Linked DNA regions of Homo sapiens: region 1 is linked to region 2. A link is a loop called in an ENCODE intact Hi-C map of the cell type or tissue named here. Cell type or tissue: endothelial cell of umbilical vein. All regions are shown on one strand. Each heading gives the region's core, and the rest is flanking DNA. Links, peaks and the distances in the headings are about the cores only.

Evidence for each region. Peaks named below come from ENCODE experiments on the same cell type or tissue, not always from the same donor. Only the 100,000 strongest peaks of a DNase experiment are listed, where the experiment ranks them.
Region 1: a loop joins it to region 2, with 6 times the contacts of the local background. A loop is called at or near these places in 4 of 110 quality-filtered maps.

The regions. Positions count from the first base shown.
Region 1 is chr1:117,063,130-117,075,180 of GRCh38, reverse strand. TTF2 (transcription termination factor 2) reads right to left here. Exons shown (of 23, transcript NM_003594.4): 4 at 1,454-1,520; 5 at 1-311. Among named protein-coding and RNA genes, the nearest start is that of TTF2, 8.8 kb to the right of the region's middle. In endothelial cell of umbilical vein, for the core only: a CTCF peak has its summit at 7,222 (motif pointing left); a DNase peak (open chromatin) is centred at 7,190.
Region 2 is chr1:117,529,352-117,541,402 of GRCh38, reverse strand. No RefSeq gene overlaps it. Among named protein-coding and RNA genes, the nearest start is that of TENT5C-DT, 70 kb to the left of the region's middle. RefSeq lists silencers at 5,998-6,237, 6,258-6,327. In endothelial cell of umbilical vein, for the core only: a CTCF peak has its summit at 6,229 (motif pointing left); a DNase peak (open chromatin) is centred at 6,162; H3K27me3 peaks cover 179 bases.

The DNA of each region.
Region 1 (12,051 bases), core at 2,519-10,518, 470 kb after region 2:
CCCTCTTCTTGCTTCTTCTCTTGAACTACAGATTGTTTTTTCTTTGGTACCAGGCCAGATGAGAGGTCTTTCTCCATCATTTCAGGCTTCTGTTCTTTCTTTTGATCGAAAAGCTGATCTCCCTTTTCTCTTTGCTTCTTATCAGCCTTCTTTTCCTCACCTTCACCTTTGATGAGCTGTTTCCAGAGAGCTGGTTCTTGATTCTTGTCAAGTACCTTGAATGGATTTCTCAGCCAGTTGGAAGAATGATGAAATGTCTCAGATGCATGCTGAGACTTATTGGATACAGAATGTTCTTTGGAATCAGGATCCTAAAGACAAAATAATTAATCTTCATATAAAATATTAATACAAACTTCGTATCTAGAATGCCTTTCCTTTTCATCTCAACTTTTATTTTATATACAGGGGGTACATATGCAGCTTTGTTATATGAGTATATTGCACTCAGGCAGTGAGCATAGTGCCCAATAGATAGTTTCTTAACCCATGCCCTCCTCCCCTCTCCAGTAGTTCACAGTATCTATTGTTCCCATGTTTATGGGTGCTCAATGTTTAGCTCCTGCTCGTGAGAACATATGATATTTGGTTTTCTGTTCCTGCATTAATTCACTTAGGATTATTCTGCAGAAGAAATGGAAACACAGTAAAAGCAGTCCAATATTTCCTGAACATTCTTGGTACCATTTCCACGTCTAGAAAAGATGACGTGCCAAACCCACAAAGGACTCATTTCTTCACGATACTTTCGAAGCTTGGTTCCTTCTCTGTCCATGATCACTCTTTTCCAGGCCTCAAGGAAAAGTAGTGACAAACCAAAGTGCTTTTACAATCACAATGGCCACAGTGTATACTTTTCAGGAAAAAAACTATTCTCTTAAGATGAACTTTTCCCCAAACCTAAACATTGTCTTAAAACACTTGCTTTGATTTTGGCTTTAGGAGGATTTTACTGTGGTAATCTAGAATCGTAAGTTCAAGCCACACCTCTGCCAAAACAAGTCTTATCACCTCCCTACTTCTAGTTCCTCACGTACTGAATATCTGTAGGGCTTCTCCTATTAGGAGATGCTCCTCCTAGTTCTAACATACTAGGAGCTTATGCTTATACTTAGCTTATACCAGTATCAAGTAGAAATTCCTCTATAAAAAGATACAAGAGTTAGTCAAGGAAATCTATTTTTTTCCTTGAGTAAAAGAATACTGACTACATTTAAGACCTCAAAAAATATTTACTAAGTGAAATAGGATGCAAATAATTAATCTTGATTACGACTAAATGATCCTTTGAATAAAAGTCCCAACAGGGCCTACCTTGCTTAAAGAAAACTATCTTTCGGAGACAGTCTGATGAAGACCAACTCATTTACGTGAACTTCAAGGTATTTTCAGGTGATGCTGCATATTAAAAGTCTTAACACAGCAGGTTTGAAAACAGATGAATAATTCCTACCTGCCATGGAATACTTCCACACCAGCGTTTCCCCTCTGCCTTACTTCTAATGCATCGGAAGAACAATCTAATGAAGTATAAAACACAAATAATCAAGGCTATGAAAATCCATTAGAACAAGAGATAAGCTTATTTTTAATCCAAGAAAACATCTTGCAACTATTTGAACCTGGCTTTGGGAGGTCACTTGAAACCAATTACTTTTATATACACATTTAAAAATTATTTACTGCACAGAACATTTATAAGGGCTAGGAAGTCCAAGAATAAATATGGCATGGTAGCCAGAGAATGCACACAGGTTTATTCTTTTTAGTCTGTAACGAATGACTGAAATAGAAACACTGATCAGCAATGGCTACTAAAATCAGAGAAATGAGAGACAGCCAGACACTGTGTGTCCCTGAAGGGGGGTCACAACACTAGCTACAAAGCAATGTTGCCCCAAAAAAAACCCCAAAACAACGAAGCCAAAACAAACAAAAAACTAACCTCTAGATCCAATTACCAATTTATAGGAAATAGAAACAACAGAAGAAGGCGTAAAACTATACTGTGGAGAATATAACCTTCAAAATCTTGGCAGTGGGAAACGCTATAGGACAAACAACCTGATCCCTTCCACAAATAAGTTACGAGGGAGAAAAAAAGATGAAGGGAAAACTTCAGAGACTTAAAAGACATATTAATCAATTCCAATTTGTGAACCTTATTTGGATCCTGATTTAAACAAATTAAAACTACTAAAAAAAAACTATGACATTTATGAGTCCACTGAAAATATGTAAACCAACTGGTATGTTAAAAGAGTGCAGCTGGATGCAGTGGCACACACCTATAGTCCCCTCTACTCAGGGGCCTGAGACAGGAGGATCATTTGAGGCCAGAGGCTGCAATGTGCTAAGATTGTGCCTGTGAATAGCCACTGCACTCAAACCTGGGCAACACAGCAAGACTCCCTTCTCTAAAACATACAAATATTTTTTAAAAAATAGTTCATATCTTGGCCGGGTGCGGTGGCTCACACCTGTAATCCCAGCACTTCGGGAGGCTGAGGTGGGCGGATCACGAGATCAAGAGATCGAGACCATCCTGGCCAACATGGTGAAATCCCGTCTCTACTAAAAATACAAAAATTAGCCCGGCGTGGTGGCACATGCCTGTAGTCCCAGCTACTCAGGAGGCTGAGGCAGGAGAATCGCTTGAACCCGGGAGGCGTAGGTTGCAGTGAGCCGAGATTGCACCACTGCACTCCAGCCTGGCGACACAGTGAGACTCTGTCTCAAAAAAAAAAAAAAAAAAAAAGTCCGTATCTTTTAAAGCTACATACTAAAATATTGACAGATGAAATAATGTTATCTGGGATTTTTTTCAAAATAGGGCAGGAGTTACGGGGTGAAGTGGATAGGATACATATAGAACAAGAGTAGCCATGAGCTGGCAATTGTTGAAGCTCATGCTACAGTACCCTATCTTACTTCTGTATATATTTACACTCTTCCACCAAAAAAAGAAGGCTGAATACAGATTTAACATCCCAGTGCAAGAAAGTTCCTGCACACACAAACACAGCCCATACTCCAGCTATCCAGAGGTGTCTAAGCTGTTCCACTGCCGAACTAAGCCATGCACCCTCCAGTCTACTAGACTTTGCATGGGTACTACTCTCCATCCAAAGGATATCCTCATCATCCCAATCTGTCTACCATCTCCCCCATCTCCAGCTACGGAAGTCCTACTGGTCCCTCAAGGCCCATCTTAAGTCGTACCTGCTTGGCAAGGTTTCCCCACATTCCCTTCCCTGTTTAATCCATGAACTGCCTCTGTGCCATTACTTTTAATGGCAAAAAACACAATTACATTTACACCAACCTAATAAAGCTGACTGTCCAGCTATAAAATATAGCTGACTGTCCAGGTATATTTTCAGCTACTAGAGGGCAAAAACCATACATGATCTCTTTATTCCCAACTATGACTTGCCTGTTGTACGTAATTAAGTATTGCTGCATAAAATAGAACTGATTTATGTAATTACCTAAAATAACTCCTCAAAAACTTTTAATTGATTAAATAAGAGCTTTAAAAATATATATTTTGTCTGCTGAAATAGGTAAAGTATTCAATCAATAAGTATTAAAAACACAGTGAGAAGCCCCCTCATACCCTATCTGCCCAGTTCACTTCTCTCCCAACATGTAACTGCTCATTAGTTTTTTGTTTACCTTTCCAGAGATTTTTAAATGCATATTCAAGTCAATATACATTCTTTCTTCCTCCTCTACACAAATGGGTAGCATAACATACATACTGCTGAATACCTTGCCTTTCTTTTTTTACCTAATACCTTGAAAATTTTTCTATAATAACATATATGTAAGGAAGATCCTTGTTTTTATTATTTTTTTCCAGTTGTGGTTTTCCACTGTATGGGATGTTGCATTATTTTTAACCAGAACCCTCTTGGTGGGCGGTTCAGCTGTTTCTTATCCTTTACTATTAAAAGCAGTGGCACAAGGAGTGAAACTGTGCATATGTCATTTCATGTACATTTCAATACATCTGTGGTGCAGCTCCTTATTTCTCATGTTATGTATTTGTGCTGTTCTTCTTGACCAGGTTAGCCTCTGATTTTCTTTATTAGTTATCTATATGCTGCTTTCTAACTCATTAAATGCAATTTTTACCAACATTAATTCCTTCCTTCTGCTTTCCTTCAGTTTAATTTATTGTTCTTTTTCTAACTTCCTAAATTAGTCCCATGATGTACAACATGAATCACAACAGTCTGCATCCTAATTCAGGGGTCCTGAGCAGGTCCTGGTCCCTTGATGCCACTACTTCACCAGGACACATAAACAAAGATGAACAAGCCCAAATGGACAAGTTGTCCATAAAAGTTAAGCTAAAAAGAAAATAGGTCCAGCCCCTCCCTCTTGTACAAACACAATTTTCCCATCCAAGTTCACAATTTTTAAAATCTTACTGGTTTCTTTAATTTTTCTCATTGCAATAGGATATTATATTAAACATATGTAATACAATTTCTGAAATGCTTTGAATGCATAAAATTCAAAGTAACAGCTGCCATCAGTGGGTGCTACTACTTACAGAAATAAATCAAGAACAAACTCCTGCTGTTGTTTAAAGCATATCAAGTACTTGAAATCTTTACTGAAAGAATATTTCATAAGTACAGTCCCGTGCTGCATGATGATGTTTCAGTCAACAGTGGATGGCACATACAACTGTGGTCCCATGAGATAATACTGTATTTTTACTGTACATTTTCTTTGTTTAGATATACAAATACTTAGCACTGTGTTACAAATGCCTGCAGTATTCAGTAAAGTAACACACTGTACAGTTCTGTAACCTAGGTATGTATTAGGCTATACCAAGTAGGTTTGTGTAAGTTCACACAGTGACGTTCACACAAAAATGAAATCTCCTAATGACGCATTTCTCAGAATATGCCCCCATTGTTAAATGACTCATGACTGTAGTGTCTACTTTAAAACTCATGCCATGTAGACTTTCAGGAGAAGGGCAAGATTTGCAGAACTAAGGAAAGAAACACACTGAACATCTGCTATGTGCTAGGCACAGTGCTAAAAATGCTTTCCCTTACATTTTTAATTAAAATCAATCTGGATGAGCTTTTCTGATTTTAGGATAATAAGTTTGTTTGTTACGTTTTATTATATTGTAAATCAACAAAGAATGCAGTGGAAATATATTTTCGCAGAGAAAGCAAATATCAATTCCACTATAAGAAAAGCATTAATTTCTGCAGTATGTTTATTAATTGTTTTCCAGGACAGAGGTTATAGGCAATAACGATGAAGGGACCAGCTAGAAGAAGCCAGACCTCTTCAATCCTGACTTCTTCACCAAAACACAAATCCTCCCATTTTCCTAAAGGTAATGTCCAACTCAACATCACACTGCCAAGTGCATTCACTTTAGCAAGGCTACAGTTCTCTCAGGCTCCAGAACTATTCTCCCTTGGTTCAAATCCCAGCCCTACCACCTAATTAGTTCTGAAACATCAGACACCTTAATTGACTGCCCCCTGTGGCAGTTTCCTGTTCTGTAAAATGGCAAAATGATATAGTCCATACCTCATACGGTCATGATGAAGACAAAATACAATCAGAGCAAAGCCTGATACATACCAAGGTCTTAAAAGACAACAGCAATGCCAAGCTCACACTGGCTGATCACTCTGCTTATTCCTACATCCACACTTCTGCTGAAGCTGTTCTGCCTCAACACTTCCTTGTCCTTTCCTCCATCAAAATTGTCAAGGTCATTCAAGGACAACTTCAAGTCTCAACTCCTCTACTTTCTCTGTAACCTTCCTAGCCCTGAACTGTATGTCTTAGAGTCACAGAACCATCTCGCATCTGAACGTCTTCAATTTAGCGCTCTAATGTGCAGAGGAGACTGCACCCCAATCTCAGTACATCTAACTCTTATTCCAGCTGTGTCAAAGGCTCCTTAGGGATTATGAGTTCACATCTTTACATGGTCCAGCTCTGGAAAAACATAAAGCCGAATGTCTACCTCATTCTTTTACACGAACTTTCAAGATGGAAAAAAATGTAAAAGTAAAAAACAAAATTGTAAATGTTCTAGGAAAAAAAACAGATATGAATATTCTTGTAGTCCTAAAGTGAAGAAGGCTTTTCTAAGCCTGGGATAAAACTCTGAAGCTGAGAAATAAAGAATTTAGTAATTTTTAAAAGTTTACACTACCATATGATGAAAATACCATAAGCAAAATTGTAAGACAAAAAGCAAACTGGGAAAACGTAACTACCACACATATCACAAAGGGTTACTATACTTTATACAAAGGGATTGCTCGCACTGCACAGTGCAGTGCATGGTACTGTACACCGCCTCACAAGTATGGCTTTATTCAGTGGTCCTTCACAGCTGGTGGGGCCTGAGGTTCTGGCTGGGTCTGGCGCATGCCTGGTTGCCTCTCTATCACCATCCTGCTCACTATACTAGGGCTAGATAATCTGCAGGTCAATTTCACCCAATAGCCAACAACACGAGGAGTTTTCTAGACATGTGAAGTTTCAAGGGTTATTAAAAGTAAAATATTTTGAACATCTACCACAACCAATTAATTTTTTTTTGGAGGTGAATATTTTTCTTTTTTTTTTTTTTATTACACTTTAAGTTCTAGGGTACATGTGCACAATGTGCAGGTTTGTTACACATGTATGCATGTGCCATGTTGGTGTGTTGCGCCCATTAACTCGTCATTTACATTAAGTATATCTCCTAATGCTATCCCTCCCCTCTCCCCCAACCCCACAACAGGCCCCAGTATGTGATGTTCCACGCCCTATGTCCAAGTGTTCTCATGGTTAAGCTCCCACCTATGAGTAAGAACATGCGGTGTTTGGTTTTCTGTCCTTGTGATAGTTTGCTCAGAAGGATACCACAACCAATTATTTAAAGAACTAAAACTTGTTATACCCACGTCTAAGCAAAGAAATATTTCCATTTATTTTGACCCTGTATCCTTGAGTGAAAGTTCTGTGAGAAACAGAGAGAAAGGAAAATATGAACTCAGGAGCTCAGTGACAATGCCCAAAATTTGTATACCAGGGTGTACCACATCGTTCATGTCAAGGCAAGATTTCTTCCCCCTGGTTCTACTGAGATTATCAGTTTTCTTTACTGCCTGTACACAGAGGGCCATGGCCGAATGGCTAGTCAAATGCTGGTCAGTGGTGCCATCTGGTGTTTCAGTTAGAGATCTGCACACAAATGCAGCTACACTGCAAGAGATGAAAAATGGGCATCTTCGCCTCAGTTTACACCTCCCTTCTATTACTCTGTTGCACCTGTCTCCTGACTACATTCAGCCAAACATAATAGTATTAATTAGAGGATGTAAAATATTTAAGTTATTAAAAAGAAAACCCAGAGTATGTGAGGGAAAGGCTGTACTCTCATAGGTCACTCTCCAGGGGTTCTGGCTGAACACCCTTAATGTTCACTAAGGAAGCCATCATCCATATATAGACTTATCTATTTCTGTTTAAATTCCCAGTCTATGCTACCTATCAGAGTACCTGGTTTTCTGTTGTTATTGTTTTTTAATGTGTTGTGTGTTAAGAACTGCCTTTTACTTTTATTTGTCCTAAGACAACTTTTTTTTTTTTTTTTTTTTTTTTGAGACTGAGTCTTGCTCTGTCATCCAGGTTGGAGTGTAATGATGTGATCTTGGCTCACTGCAACCTCCGCTTCCCCGGCTCAAAGTGATTCTCCTGCCTACTGAGTAGCTGGGATTACAGGCACACGCCACCATGCCCGGCTATTTTTTGTATTTTTAGTAGAGAGAGTTTCACCATGATGGCCAGGCTGGTCTTGAACTCCTGGCCTCAAGTGATCCGCCGGCCTTGGCCTCCCAAAATGCTGAGATTACAGGTGTGAACCACCATGCCTGGCCCTAAGACAAGCTTTTTAAAGCTCCAGTAAGTACTTCCTAGTAATAGTGCTCTGAATTTAGGCTAAGAGAAATACATGTAACATACTTTTTTGTTCTATTTTAAAATAATAAACCCTTCTCAGTCTTATCCATCTAGTACAAAGAACGTTAACAGCAAGTTCTCAAAATTCTGACCTCAGTCAGGCCTTTCTTCAGAGCTGCACACTCATTTTTCTAGCTGGTTTCACATGAAAATAAGACACAATTTGGCCAGGTGAGGTGGCTCATGCCTGTAATCCCAGTACTCTGGGAGGCTGAGGCAGGCAGACCACTTGAGGCTAGGAGTTTGAGACCAGCCTGGCCAACATGGCAAAAGCCCATGTCTACTAAAAATACAAAAATTAGCTGGGCGTCGTGACACACACCTGTAATCCCAGCTACTCGGGAGGCTGAGACACGAGAATCACCTGAACCTGGGAGGCAGAGGTCGCAGTGAGCTGAGATTGTGCCACTGTACTCCAGCCTGGTTGACAGAGCAAGACTCTGTCTTTTAAAAAAAAAAAAAAAAAAAAAAAGACATGATTAGTCCAAAGCTGTATGTGTTTGCCACACATCCCAATACTCGACCAACATTACCTTTCTTCCTTGTCCTGCTTAACGTAAACACATTACCCAGAAGCCCCACCTTAGCAACCGTTTCCCTACTGAGCACTGACAATGTGCCAAACACCAGACCGAGGCCATCACACACGTTCTCTCTCCAAGTCCTCCAACCCAGGGAAGTTAGGGCCATGTGAGCAATATTCCAGATGAAAAAATGGAGGAAGGAACACGTTTATATGCCCTACCAGGAAATACATCTCATCAGTGCTCTTTCAGCAAGTTTTCATTCTACTTGGACCCAATTCCACTGCTGCTACTTCAATTCAGGCCCATCACCTCTCACTTAAGAGAAAGTTGGTGTGTCTGGAATCAGTTGGACCTGGGTTTAAATCCCAGCAATGCCACTTCATAACCATGGGTCCTCAGATTCCCTTTCTGACCTGTTTCAATGGTAGTTTCTCCATCTTTCTGGTAAACACGGATATTGAAATCTATCACAACAAATTATATGAAGGTAAAAGATAATGAACAGGCTGGGTGCAGTGGCCCACACCTGTAATCCCAGTACTTTGGGAGGCTGAGGTAGGAGGATTGCTTGAGCCCAGGAGATTGAGACCAGGCTGGGTAATACAGTGAGACCGTGTCTCTACAAAAAAAAAAAAAAAAAAAAAAAAAAAAAGGTATATAGTGGGCTTTCAATGGTAGCTATTATTTCAGTGGTCTCTTTGCCCTATTTTCACTTTCTAATCTGTCCTCCATAGTTCTTCTTTTAATGCAAATTGGGTCAAAAATCCTTCAGTGGCTTCCTAACAACTACCACAGTATGTCTGTATGGTAAAGGTCCTCCAGTAGTATGTAAATGGTTTTAAGTATCAGTAGAATATAACTTCATGCAATAAAGGCTTACCAGCCCTACTATACCAGCAGAAAACAATCCAAAAACAAAATTAAAAAAAATTCCATTTACAACAGCACTAAAAAACACAAACACTGAGAAATAAATTTAACAAAAGATGCATAGGAACTCTGTAATGAAAAGTATTAAACAATGCTCAGAGACATTTTTTTTTTGAGACAGAGTCTCGCTCTGTCACCCAAGCTGGAGTGCGGTGGCGCGATCCCGGCTCACTGTAAGCTCTGCCTCCGGGTTCACGCCATTCTCCTGCCTCAGCCTCCTGAGTAGCTGGGACTACAGGCGCCTTCCACCATGCCCGGCTAATTTTTAGTATTTTTAGTAGAGATGGGGTTTCACCTTGTTAGCCATGATGGTCTCGATCTCCTGACCTCGTGATCCGCCCGCCTTGGCCTCCCAAAGTGCTAGGATTGCCGCGCCCAGCTGACATTTTTAAAGTCATAAATAAATGCACTACATTCATGGATTGGAAGCCTCAATATTGACAATTCTCTCCAAATTGATCTATATAGATTCAATGCAATCCCAACAGGGTTTTCTGTGGAAATTTTTAAAAGCTGATTCTACATTTTATATGGAAATGCAAAGATCCTAGAGCAGCCAACGCAATCTTGAAAAAGAATAAAGTCAGAAGACTCACACTATTTTATCTGATTAATTATGTAAAGATAGGCAAATGGATCAATGGAACAGATTAGCAACCCCAGAAATAGACTTACATATATTGGATCAATTGAATTTTTACAAAGACGCCAAGCATTTCAATGGGAAAAGGAAAATCTTCAAAACATGATGCTAAAACAATTGGTAACATATGCAAAAATAAATGAACCTCTACCCTACCTGATATACTACACAAAAGTAATTTAAGATATAGATAATAGACCTATATGAAAAAGCTACTAAAAAAAAAAAGAAGAAGAAAAAAAAAAAACAGGCCAGGTGCAGTAGCTCACACCTGTAATCCTAGCACCTTGGGAGGCCAAGATGTGTAGATTGCCTGAGCTCAGGAGTTCGGGACCAGCCTGGGCAACATGGTGAAACTCCGTTTCTACTAAAATACAAAAAAATTATTGGTGCACACCTGTAGTCCCAGCTACTTGGGACTACTTGGGAGGCTGAGGCATAAGAATTGCTTGAACCCAGGAGATGGTGGTTGCAGTGAGCCAAGATTGTACCACGGCACTCCAGCCTGGAAGACAGAGTGAAACTCTCTCTCTCAAAAACAAACAAACAAACAAACAAAAATAAAACTATAAAGCTTCTAGACAATTCTTGGAAATATTTGTGATATTGGGGTAGGCAAAGATTTCTTGGAGATCAGACAAAAAGCACAAACCATACAAAAATGATGAGCCTCCCGAGTAGCTGAGACTTCAGGAGTGTGCCACCAGGCCCAGCTAATTTTTTTTTGTTTTTTCACTTTTTTTTATTTAGTAGAGATGGGGTTTCACCATGTTGGTTGGCCAGGCTGGTCTCAAACTCCTAATCTCAAGTGATCTGCCCACTTCAGCCTCCCAAAGTGCTGGGATTACAGGCATGAGCCACCATGCCTGGCCTAACTTGTATAGAGAATTTACAAAGAACTCTACCAACTCAGTTTTAAAAAAAGACAAAAATTTTAAAACAGGCAAAGATCTCCAAAGTTATACTTTATGATTCCACTTATGTAACAATTGTGCAATGACAAAATTTTAGAAATGAAAAGCAAATTCCTGATTGCCGGAGTGAAGAGGGCAGAAGGGAGGGAAGGGGGTATGGTTATAGAAAGGGCAACAGAGAGATCCTGTGATGGAACTCTTCAGTACCTTGACTGTAGTGGTAGATACATGACTCGACAGGATAAAATTGTATAGAATATACACACACACATAAATTAGTTCAAGTAAAACTACCTTTACCAATAAAACTGGTGGGTTGTACCAATATTAATATCCTGTTTGTGATATATTTCTAAGCCTTGCAAACGTTACCATTGGGGGAAACTGGATAAAGTCTACAGGGGATAACTCTGTATTATTCCTTACAACTGTATGTGAATCTAAAACTACTTGATAAAAATTTCAATGCAAAAAAAAGGATAAAATATTTAAACAGATAACGTCGAGATTTTCTGATGGCAAATAGGCACACCAAACAAAGTGGTGCATTTATAAATGAAATTCAACTCCACAATAAAAATGAATGAATTACTGATACATATTATATACATTTCACATACTGTTAAGTAAAAGAAGTCAGACACAGAAGAGTACATGCAGTAGGATTTCATTTATATAACGTTCAAGAACAATCAAAACACATCTAAAGAGATAAAAATCAGAACAGTGATTGCTGACAGGGGTGGAGATGGGAGGGGTGAAATTAACTTGAAGGGGACTGATGGCACTTATTGGGGTAATATTTTGACTCGGATCTTGGTTTTATGAGCAGGTACATGCATTCTCAAAACTCAACTGGTTGAAATCTTAAGACTTGTGTATCTTACTATACATATAACTAAATTAAGAAAAATAGAAGTATGAACAGTACTCAGGTATATAAAAATTGTAGGTGGTACTCAAATGCCTTTAATTGGGTGGGGGGATCTAGAATATATAAATTATGAAGTGCATAGAATATCAC
Region 2 (12,051 bases), core at 1,655-9,654:
AACATTTCATCAAAGGGGCAAAATAAAATGTGCCATCTCTACTGGAGCCAGGTGAGAGCTGCTTCCTTCTTTTCTCCACAAACAGAGTTGCCATTTCCCAGTATTGGTCTGAAGAGTGCTGAGGCCCTGAATGCCCAGAGGGAACTGCGGATTGCGTCACACGGGTGCCCTTTCAGGAGAACATCCCTGCCTGACATGTCTTTGGGAGGCTTCCAGCAGTCTCCAGTTTTCTTCTCAGTCCTGACGTCTTCAGGGACTGTGCTGTGGACAGTGCCGAAAAAAGCTGGTCCTGCACAGCTCCTGGAAGCTGCAGCCCACCCTTGCCCCTACCCCAGGCAGAGGGTAACCTCAAGGCCATGACTTCCTCCTCCTCTGGTGCTGCTTACTGTGAGCCAGGAGGGTGGCCTGGCCAGGCTTCTGAGGTCCCAGTCAGCTGCAGACCCTTGTGGGGCAGCCCAGAGCTCCAGCGAAACTCACCCAGCCTGGGCAACAACCTTATACCAAGCTGTGGAAGAAGAGGCCCCCCAAGCTCTGCAGGGGAGTGAAGGATCCCTGTAACATTTCCAGTGGGCACTGGCTCTCAGGAATGGTTGGCTTCGTATTCTAAGCTGAAGTGGTGAGGGCTGGGCCCACAGGCGGACTCAACCAGCCATTGTTAGAGGTGGTATCGCCTAGTGGTTAGGAGTGCAAGCTTTTGTTTCGAATAACCGTGGGGAAGCCCCTTAGCCTCTCTGAGGCTCAGTTTCCTCACCTGAAAATGCGAGTGATGCTACTACCTCCCTCAGTTTGTTATGAGAAATACATGAGATGATGTTTGCAGTGTGATTAGCAGAGTGCCTGGCATTTTAGAAGGGCTTGACCTATAAGGGTGTTATTGCTAAGCTGAATGAGAAGAGCCTGAGGTGTAGAGAGATATATAGTCTTCACAGGACATGCGGCAACTACCCTCCACTTACAAAAGTCGTGGTAGACTGGAAGGTGTTGAGTAAGGCTGGAGCCAAGTGGTGATTGTGAGTGAAGTCCTAGACTCCTCTGCCCCAGACTCCAGTCCAACAGGACAAACTGTTCCGGAAGGAAGGATGGTCTGAGCCTCAGCTGGTCGGGCCTAGTGATGCCATGTGGGACAACCTATTCAATCTTCATAACCACTCTGTAATAGGTGTATAATTATCCCATTTTTCAGATGAAAAAATTGAGGCTCAGAAAGAGATGTTATAGTTGTGGCCCAAGATCATACAGTGAATATGCAACAGACACTGTTCACCTAAACACAAACTTCAAAGCTTACATGAGGCTGTAAAGCAAGGGGACACTAAGAACAGGTCTGGGGTGGTCCAGCAATGGGGCTGTCTGGAAGTGGCCCCTGTCCAGGGGTTTCTGTGGCCTGGCCTCTAAAACCCCTGCTGTCTGCCTATTCTTCAAGCCTAGGCCTCTGACTTTCTGCAGACTATCTGAACCTCCATATATCCTTCCATAAACACCTTTTATGTAAGTAGCCAGAGTTGGTTTTTGCTCCTTGCCCTGAAGAACACTGACAGTCCAAAGCCTCAGCAGGCTGTCTCCTCAGTGATGCCGCCTGCCTTGACTGGGAATAGGAGGTGGGTGATGCTTTGGCCCTACAGGGCTCAGCTGGCTGCTCTTTCTCACCTGAAGTGCCTTTTGCTAAGCCCAGGAGTGCAGGGCTTTCTGCTGGTCTCCATTATGTTAGCTTGGCTGCATAGTCAAGTGGGGTGGGACTCCAGCAGAGAGGGCTAGGGGCCACCCAGACAGTAACCCCTATGATATATAACCCCTCTCACTGGTCACACAGTGACACATGTACCCATAGATCCTTGCACTCTTACAAACAATGCCAGCTTCACATCTTCCCCCTTCTCCATTTGCATGTACACCCCACATGTGTACATTCTTTGTCCCTCTGGCTCCCGTGGCCCAGTCTATTTCTCTTCCCCATCAGCCAATTGAGCCACCTACCCATTTTGGTGCTGGAACAGTGTGAGCTGGGAAGCAGGAAGTGGTGGGTGATGAGGCTAGAACAATGTGGAGGGGCTAAGCTGATACCTCCCTGTGAGGACAGGGGACCTCTGAAGTGCAGTATCGCATATACGATCTTGGGGTGCTAGGTGGGGACTGCTGCTCTCTGTAGCTCCCTGCTCCCAGAAGTTAGCAGAACTGTGCTGTGGTTGGAGTTCTGCATGAAGAATCCCTGAACGACCCTACTGCTGCTCCCATTCTGCGTCTATCTTCTTCATTTTTAGAGACAAGGTCTCAGTCTGTTGCCTAGGCTGGAGTGCAGAGGCATGATCATAGCTCACTGCAGCTGAAGTTATAGCTCAAGCAATTCTCCTGCCTCGGCCTTCGGAGTAGCTAGGACTATAGGTGTGAGCCACCACGCTTGGCTAATTTATTATTTTTTGTAGAATCAGGGTCTCACTATGCTGTCCAGGCTGGTCTCAAACTCCTGGCCTCAAGCAGTCCTCCCACCACAGCCTCCTGAAGTGCTGAGTTACAGGCGTGAGCTACCATACACAGCCTTCTTTTCCTTCCTCATCGGGGGTCCTCTCCTTTTACCATACTGCTTTCTGCTTCCTAAGGCGGATAAGATAAAACAAACAACCCAATCTCCAGGGACAACTGCCTGGCTTCTCCTTCCTCAAACCCAGCAGATTATAAGGCAGAGGCTCTGCCTTGTTCCTCTTCCTAGAGCATCCCATAGACATATGAATTGAAGGTGAGCCTAAAAGGACTGGGAGTGCAGGTGGGTGGCTGATTTCGATGCTCCCCTCCAGGCACAGTTGAGGAACTCAGTGTCCTGGATGTTTCTTCCTTATTAACAAACGCCTTCAGGTCAAGGTAGCCTGGAATGCTGGGCAGTTTACTTCTTTGGGTTCATTCCTCCTAGATTTTGGTCTGGTCATCCTTCACTAGGCTTTTGGTTCTTCAATGCTTTTAAAAGATTTTTCTTTTTAAGATTTTTTTTCTTTTTCTTTCTTTTTCTTTTTTTTTTTTCTTTTTGAGATACAGTTTTGCTCTTGTTGCCCAGGCTAGAGTGCAGTCGTGCAATCTTGGCTCACTGCAACCTCTGCCTCCTGGGTTCAAGCAATTCTCCTGCCTCAGCCTCCCAAATAGCTGGGATTACAGGCGCGTGCCACCATGCCGTGCTAATTTTGTATTTTTAGTAGAAATGGGGTTTTGTCATGTTGGTCAGGCTGGTCTTGAACTCCTGACCTCAGGTGATACGCTTGCCTCGGCCTCCCAAAGTGCTGGGATTACAGGTGTGAGCTACTGCACTAAGCCTCGTTTTAAGATTTATTTGGCTTTTCAAGTTGTCCTCAGTCGGGGGGGTTGGTAGAGAGTCCACAGGTAACATTATTAGTCCAGTTTGACAGAAAATAAAACAGGCAGTTTCCCTATCCTTCAGACTGCCACTTTCCTATAAAACTATTTCTTATCCTTTTTCTCAAGTTCTTTTGCCTTAAATGCCAACATCTTCTCCCCTATTCCCACTCTTAATAATCTTACTTCCTATTTCGTTGAGAAAATAGAAGCAATCAGAAGAGGACTCCCCTGTGCTGCTCCTCGTACTACCTGCTTCTCTTCCCGGTGCTCAGCTTCCCTCCGGTTACAATGAGGGAACTGTCCAAACACTCCGGCGAGGCCACGCCTACCGCCTACCTAAGGACATGGTTCCTGCAATTATCCTCTCTCCTGCAATACCAAACTTTTCCTCTCTGAGGGAGTATTCCCATCAGAAGAGAAACAGATTGTAATATTGCCCTCCAAAAGAAAATCTCTTCTTGATCCTCTATCTCTAATGCCTGGCTACCACCTGTTTTTATGCTCCTCATCGCAAGTGAAACTCCTATAAAGGGTTGTTTACACTCATTGTCTCTACCTCTTCTTCCATTTCCTCTTGAACTTCCTCTGAGCTGGCTTCTGCCCCCTTATTCTACAGAACAGTTTTTGTCAAGATCACCAATCATCACCATGTTGCCAAACCCAATCCAATTCTCAGGACTCATTTTACTTAATCCATCAGTGGCTCACTCCCTTCTCCTTGGTTTCTGGGGTTTCCCCCCGAGTCCCTTGGCTCTCTCTGGTCTTCTCTGCTCCCTTCTTATCCCACAGACCTCTAAACACTGGATGGCCTCAGGGCTCAGCCCTTGGGTGATTTCTTTTCTCAACCTCTAAGTGGCTTACCCTAAGGGATCTCAAGTCTACAGGCTATATATACCTTGACAAATGTCCAAATTTGTATCTCCAGCCCAGACCTCTCCTGAATTCCAGGTTCACATAGTTAACTACTTACTCTCAGTAAACAGGCAGATGTTTAATAAGAAATGAAAATTTAACATGTTCAAGAACAAATTCATCATTGCACCCCTCCTAGATCTTAATCTTCTCCATTCAAAAATGGTCACTGCATTCTTCCAATAGCTCAGATCAAACACACTGGAGTCAAACCTTTTCTTTTTCATGCCCATAATCAATTGCGTCAACTTTACCTTCAAAATATAGACCATAGTTGTTCTCCCTCATCACTGGTCTGAGTCACCAGCATTCCTCACCTGAATTATTTCAGTAGCCTCCAAACTGGTGTCCCTTCTCCCATCATGGCTCCCCTACCATCTGTTTTCCACACAGAAGCCAGAGTGACCCTTTGAAAACAGAGCAGATCATGTCACAACTGTGCTCAGTCTCCTGGGGCTTCTATTTTACTTGGTGTAAAAGTCAAAAATTTTTTTTTCTGAGACAGGGTCTCACTCTGTCGCCCAGGCTGGAGTGCAGTGGCACGATCAAGGCTCACTACAGCCTTGACCTCCCAGGCTTCTCCCACCTCAGCCTCCCCAGTAGCTGAGACTCCAGGTGTGCATTACACCTGGCTAATTTTTTTGTAGTTTTAGTAGTGACAGGGTTTTGTCGTGTTGCCCAGGCTGTTCTCGAACTGCTGGGCTCAAGTGATCCTCCCACTCAGCCTCCAAAGTGCTGGGATTACAGGCGTGAGCCACTGCGCCTGGCCAAAAGTCAAACTCTTGACAAGGGACTACACAGGGTCTTCCAAGATGGGACCCTGTTACTTTGCTGGTCTCCTCTTCTACCTTCCCCTAGCTCATTCTGCTCCAGCCTCTTGCTCTTCTTTGAATGGGTCGTGCATTGTGGTAACCCTTTGGCAGCCCTGCCCAGAAGGACTGGGTGCTGTAAACTGCAGTGCCCTCCTTGCCTTCGTGCGTCAATGACTCCTTTTCCTAGAATGTCTTTCCCTCATTTGTTGCAGCTAGACTCCTATCACAACCTACAAATTTCTCATTGCTCAAATTTCAAATGGGTAATTCCTCTCTGAAAGCTCAAGTTACAAATTTCTCACCACTCTCTCTTCATCACCACGTAGCTCTTCCCTACTTCAAAAGGTTCAATTCCAGCCCCCAAACCTCACCCTTAAATTAGGTAAACTCACTTCCCCTGTTCCCTGACTCATCTTCCTTCTACACTCTAGTGGCATTTGGTACACACCTTTACTAGCAAAACATAACCTTCGGCTTGCCCATCATCCTCTTCCGGCTTGGAGGCTCCAGAGGTTCGATGTCATGGTTGGCTCTGGATCTCCAGTGCCTCACACAGTTTTTGGTACATATATATTCAATAAATGTTTAAAGAAAAATAATTTCAAAAGGACTTAGGCAGAGTTATGTCCTAACAACTATGGACAACTACAATTTATGTCAGGAAATAAACTATTCCACAACACACCTATTGTTCTACATGAGCTAAAATTATTCATAGGGTTCAAATCGGAATTTTTCTAGGATTCTCTTCTGTCACGAGATTACATTTTTCATCTTCTAATAACTCTTAACTATTAGCTCAATGTCTTTAAAAGAAGGCAGTCACGTTTTAAAGGAAAGGGGAAAGTCTTTTTAGTCTTCTGTTTGTAGAACGTTTCATCACTGACTTGGTTCCAGTGGAGGCCCCAGCAGGCTGCTGGTATAGTAGGCTTGCCTGAACAACCAAGAACCTTGGCATCCTACCGTCAGTCAGAGGCAGGGTGTATTGACAAACTTAAGCAAGGTGTTTCACTGTATCTCCAGCCTCCCAGGCTTCAATCAGCTAACAATGGGAGGGAGGGAGAGGCGAGGGAGAGAGGGGAGAGCGGACAGGGGAGAGGGGAGACGGAGGAGAGGGAGGAGAGGGAGGAGAGGGAGGGGAGAAACATACTACTGCCCTCTAGTGGCAAAAATTTCTAGACTCTTACTGCTGAACTGCTTCAAAATGCTGAGCCCACACCAAATTCATTTTGAGTCATTCGAAGTTTTGATGAGTGATAAGTATTTTTGAAAGCTATTCCCAGGGGAGTCCCTTAACCTCTTTTTAAGTAACATTCACTTTTGCATCTTATGGGCTCTTTGGTACTGGGGGAGGACTGAACGCTGAATTTAAAAGGGAGAATCACTCTTGGGGATCTTGGTAGGTGCCCCTGTTGGACCCCCACTCAAGGCCTTTAAGAGCTACAGGAGAGGGCTGTCTTATAGCTCTCAGTAAAATGGATGTCCTTGTTCAAGTTCAAGGCCAATCTTCCTACCTGTGCTTTGGATCTCATAGTCCTGGCCCCTTCGTCAAGTATCTTTGCCTTATCAAATAGCTCCCTTTCCCCTTGTTTTCAAATTCAATTAACTCTTAAAATTCAGTTCCAGTGTCAGTTACTTTCCTCATTATCCTCCTCCCTCCCGAATCTATGTTAAGCTTGATTAGGATCGTACTCTACCCATATAATACTGAAAGCCACAATATTAAGCAAGCCAGTCCTGTTTGAGGGTACAGATTTTATTTTGATTTCTATATATATTTTGAAGCCTATGAAAGCTTCTGGCAAACAGTAGGTGAAAGCTCAAAAAATGTGTGGAATAACTATATTAATGATCTCATGAATTACATTCCAATGTTCTAGTCCAGTTCCGTTTTACAGAAAATAAACTGAGGTCCAGAGAAGTTGAATAACTTGCCTAAGGCCTTACAACCAGTCAGGGGAAGACCAAGGACTACAATTTTGGATTCCTTACTAATTAAGGATCCCTGACACTAGGCCCTCCCGACACTCTGTGAATCATTGTTTGCTGTGTATTTTCTACATTTGCAGAAAAAGAAAGCAATACGTGCCATCTTTTTTATAAGGCGTAGACTTTTCTTAGTGTGTATGGTTTTGATAAAGCTTTTATTGATAGAAAACTCAGAATCAAGAGTAATGGACTACAATCACCCTTAAATGAGGCAGCCTGGCCTGGTGGAAAGAGTATCGGCCTCTGAGAACTAGGGTGTTTATTCAGTAAATTTGTTGTCAAGAGGAATAAAAAGATGACTAGGATACTGTCTACATCCTTAAGCACCTGATAACCTAATAGAAGAGGTAAAGACATGTCCACAAATGATTATTATAAGGCAGAATGTGAAGAGTTGTAGAAGTTATGAACTAACTATGGATGTACAAACATGGAAGAATCACTCAAAGTTTGGGAAATCAGGAAAGGTTCTGTGAAAGCTTTTAGTCTTGTGAGAATAGGAAAGATGTGCAGGGCTTTGCTGGAATTGGATAAAGGCCTTTCAGATGGGAAGAGTAAAGCTTTAAGAAGGCTGAAAATAGGCCGGTCACAGTGCCTCACTGCTGTAATCCCAGCACTTTGGGAGGCCGAGGTGGGCGGTAATCCCAGCACTTTGGGAGGCCGAGGTGGGCGGATCACCTAAGGTCGGGAGTTCGAGACCAGCCTGACCAACATGGAGAAACCCTGTCTCTACTAAAAGTGCAAAATTAGCCAGCTGTGGTGGTGCATGCCTGTAATCCCAGCTACTCAGGAGGCTGAGGCAGAATTGCTCGAACCTGGGAGGTGGAGGTTGCGGTGAGCCAAGATCGCGCCATTGCACTCCAGCCTGGGCAACAAGAACAAAACTCTGTCTCAAAAATAAAAATAAAGGCTGAAATTTGTAGAGGAACTTATAAAGAATATGAATAAAGGTATCTATATACACATCTATCTATTCATTTCTGGAATGGCAAATGGCAGAGTGAGAAGCTCAGCAAATCATTTCCCTCAAAAGGAATAAAATGGACAATTAAAAAACTCGAACCATTCAGGATTCTGGAAATTGACCAAAGGCATACAACAAAATGAGAAGTATTTATCCAAGAAAAACTCCTGAACCAGGAAAGAACAGTGTGTCTGTGATGTTTTAGCCCAGAGCTGCTCTCATCCCCTTCCAGCTCCATCAGCATGGCAGCTCTATCAGGGCAGGACAGGCTGTGAGGGTTACCTGATTTGGAGTAGAATGCAGAAAAACTCCGTGCTCCTGGGCATTGTTAGAAATGAAAGGAATCTCAGTAGCAAATGAATAGGAAAGGCCAGTGCAGTTAGCCTGAGGTTCTGGTTGGGGCAAGCAAGAGATTGACAGACAAGCCAGAAACTAACAGGGAGATTCACGGAATGAAACAGCCATAGTGTACTTGCCACACATCTCTGGTGGCATGGAAGGATGAACGCAAGAGCAAGGTTGAGCACAATTTAAGAGAAACCAGAGAAAGCCCTAGCTACCTCTGAACATTCCTGACTAAATGTGAGACCTTAGACATAAGGCCTTGGGTGAAGTAAAAGCTGGGAAGACTTGTAAACTGCATAAACTTTGAATGTGTTCTCCAGCTTACACACGGATCCACTGACAACACGCAGAAGCCCTTCCTAGTCAAAGGTATTTGGGTACAACCTCTGACAAATCACTTGTTGACCACTAAACTATACTGACAGAGGGCTGACTCCTAGGAAGCCAGGCTTAAAAAATATAAACAAGATTTTAGAAATACAAAACTAAGCAAAGACATCAATGACTGTGCAACATGGGGAAAAGAGCCTCCAAAGAATTAGTCTACACCAATCACTAAACAAAGAGAACAGCAGTTGCAACAACTACCACCTCCCTGGGTCACAGAGATGAGATCAGAACCCAGAGTTCTACAATAATGTTATCTAAAATGTCCAGTTTTCAACAAAAAATTACAAGATATGCAAAGAAACAGGAAACAGTGGCCTACTTTCAGGAAAAAGAAGTACCTGAATTCTACCCCACTAGATGCCAGAATCACCCCCTACCCCCAGTCATGACAATCAAAAATGTTTCCAGACATTGCCAAATGTCCCTGAAGGGAGGAAGGGCAAAGTCACCCCCTGGCTGAGAACTACTGCTCTAATGCTAGTTATCACATAGTGTGATACTGGGATAAGAAAAGACATATATCAATGGGATAAAATTAAGAGTCCAGAAATTAATGTCAGTTGATATTTCACAAAGGTGCCAAAGCAATTTATAGGAAAGGGATAGTCTTTTCAATAAATACTGAGATAACTGGGTATTCATGCACAAAACATTGTTAGACCCTTCATATACATGAGGAATTAACTCAAAATGAATCATAGACCTAAATGTAAAAGCTAAAACTATAAAACTTTTAGAAAAAAAATTAGGTCTAAACTCTTAGTGACTTTGGATTAGGAAAGAAAGCACAATCCATAGAAGACAACATTGATAAACTGCGCTTCATTAAAATTAAAATTTTTTGCATGTCAAAAACATGAATAAAAAATTGAAAAGACAAACCACAATCTTAGAGAAAATAGATATAGAATATATAAAGAACTCTTACAACTCAATAAGACAATTCAATTTTTAAAATGGGCAAAATATTGGAATAAACATTTTACCAAAGGCATGAACAGCTACTATCACAGACAGTCAACACCATTAGTCATTTGAGCAACATAAATTAAAGCCACAATGAGATACAACTTCACACCCATTAAAATGGCTATAATAAAAAAGACAGATAATAAAAAGACAATAACAAGTATTAGTGGAGATGTGGAGAAACTGGTACCCTTGCCATCATACATTGCTAGTGAGAATGTAAAAGCAGTACTATGGAAGACAGTGTGGTAATTTCTTGAGAAGTTATACATAACTTTACCATATGACTCAGAAATTCCACTCTTAGGTATATACTTGAGAAATGAAGACATATATCCACCCAAAGACTTGTATGCAAATATTCTTAACAGCATCATTCATAATAACCAAAAACTGGAAACAATTCAAATGTCTATCAATTAGTGAATGGATAAATATGGTATATCCATACAATGAAATTCATTTAGCAGTAAAAAGGAATAACTCTTGACAGTTGCTATAGCATTGACAAACCTTAAATGCAAAACATTATGCTAGGTTAAAGAAGCCAGATGCAAAAGACCACATACTGTATGATTTCATAATATAAAATGTCCAGTTAAAAGGCAGATCTACAGAGACAGAAAGTAGACCAGTGGTTACCAGTGGCTGGGATGGAAATGGAGATTGACTGCAAATCAATACATGGGATCTTTGTGTATTGTGGGATGGTTGTACAGTTTTATAAACTTACTAAAAAATCATTAAATCATACACTTAAGAGTGGGAATATTTTATGTAAATCATACCTCAGTAAAAGTTTCTTTTAAAAGTTAAGGAAATTGCAAGAAATTGTTATGTCCTTATGATATAAAGATAACTGCTATTAACTTTTTGTATATATTTTTGCTGTGTATCCAACAAAAAGTGACTTCTGCTATAGTTTTTAAAGTGCTTGGTTCACATGCATTATTGATGTATTTGCATATTAAACTTTTTTTTATAACCACAACAAAAATACACGTCTTATTTCATAGAACCATGAAGGATAACACTGGAAGACTTGCCTTCATTTTACCCTCCCTTTTGGGTTTCACTTTCCTTGTGCCTAAAATGAGAAGGTATAATTAGATGTTTCATTGGCTCTTCACTGCCCTGTTTTAATTGCCCTTATTATTTTTTTTCTGTTCCTTTAGAAATGATTACTGCAATCTGCTAACAAAAATACGTAAAAACAACTAAAGCTTTAAGCTAAATTTGGGCTAGGTGCCTGGATTTTTCTCATTTAATTATCCTAGAAATCCTGTATTATCCTTCTTTTAGAGGCAAGAAAATTGAGATTTAGTAGGGTTAAGAAATTTGTCTTAGAAAGTAGATTCAAGGTTACCAGGTAATATGGTTTGCTGTGTCCCCACCTGAATCTCATCTTGAACTGTAGCTCCCATAATCCCCACATGCTGTGGGAGGGACTTGGTGGGAGGTAATTGAATCATGGGGGTGGGCTTTTTCCCCTGCTGTTCTTGTGATAGTGAATAAGTCTCATGAAATCTGATGGTTTTATAAAGGGCAGTTCCCCTACACAAGCTCTCTTGCCTGCTGCCATGTAAGACATGCCTTTGCTCCTTCGCCTTCTACCATGTGAGGCCTTCCCATCCATGTGGAACTGTGAGTCCATTAAACTTCTTTTTCTTTATAAATTACCCATTCTCGAGTATGTCTTTATTAGCAGTGTGAGAACCGACTAATACACCAGAAGTTGGGGGAGGAAAGGGAGCACTGGGGAGTTATTGCTTAATGGTTACAGAGTTTCTGTTTGGAATGGTGAAAAATCTAGAAATAGGTAGTGGCAATATGTTGCACAACATTGCTGATGTAATTATTAATGACATCAGATTGTACATTTAAATGGTTAAAATAGCAAATTTTATGTTAGATATATTTTACAATAAAAATAAAAGAAACTTGTTAGGTCAACCAAGAAGTAAGGGTGCAGGCTCACTCACTATCTGAACCATTCTGAGCATTATTTGCATAATGACAGTTCCTTTGCAATCCAATGAAATAAAGATGGATATTTCAGTTATCTGGCAAACAAAGAGAAGCCCAGATTTTATCAAATTATAGTCACTTAGAGCTCCTTATTTTTTTAATTTTTTCTGGTCCTGTTTTAGTTGTTCCAGAAAATATGTCTGCAATTAATTTTGATACATCCACAATGTAATTTCTTAAGTCTAAAATTTTGATCAAGTTGAAATCCACTGTGCCAGGAAGAATTAAGAAATCAAGGATGTAAACTAGCTGTTATTTCAGAAGGTTTTTACCACTACCTTATTTGATGCTCCCCGGGTAAGG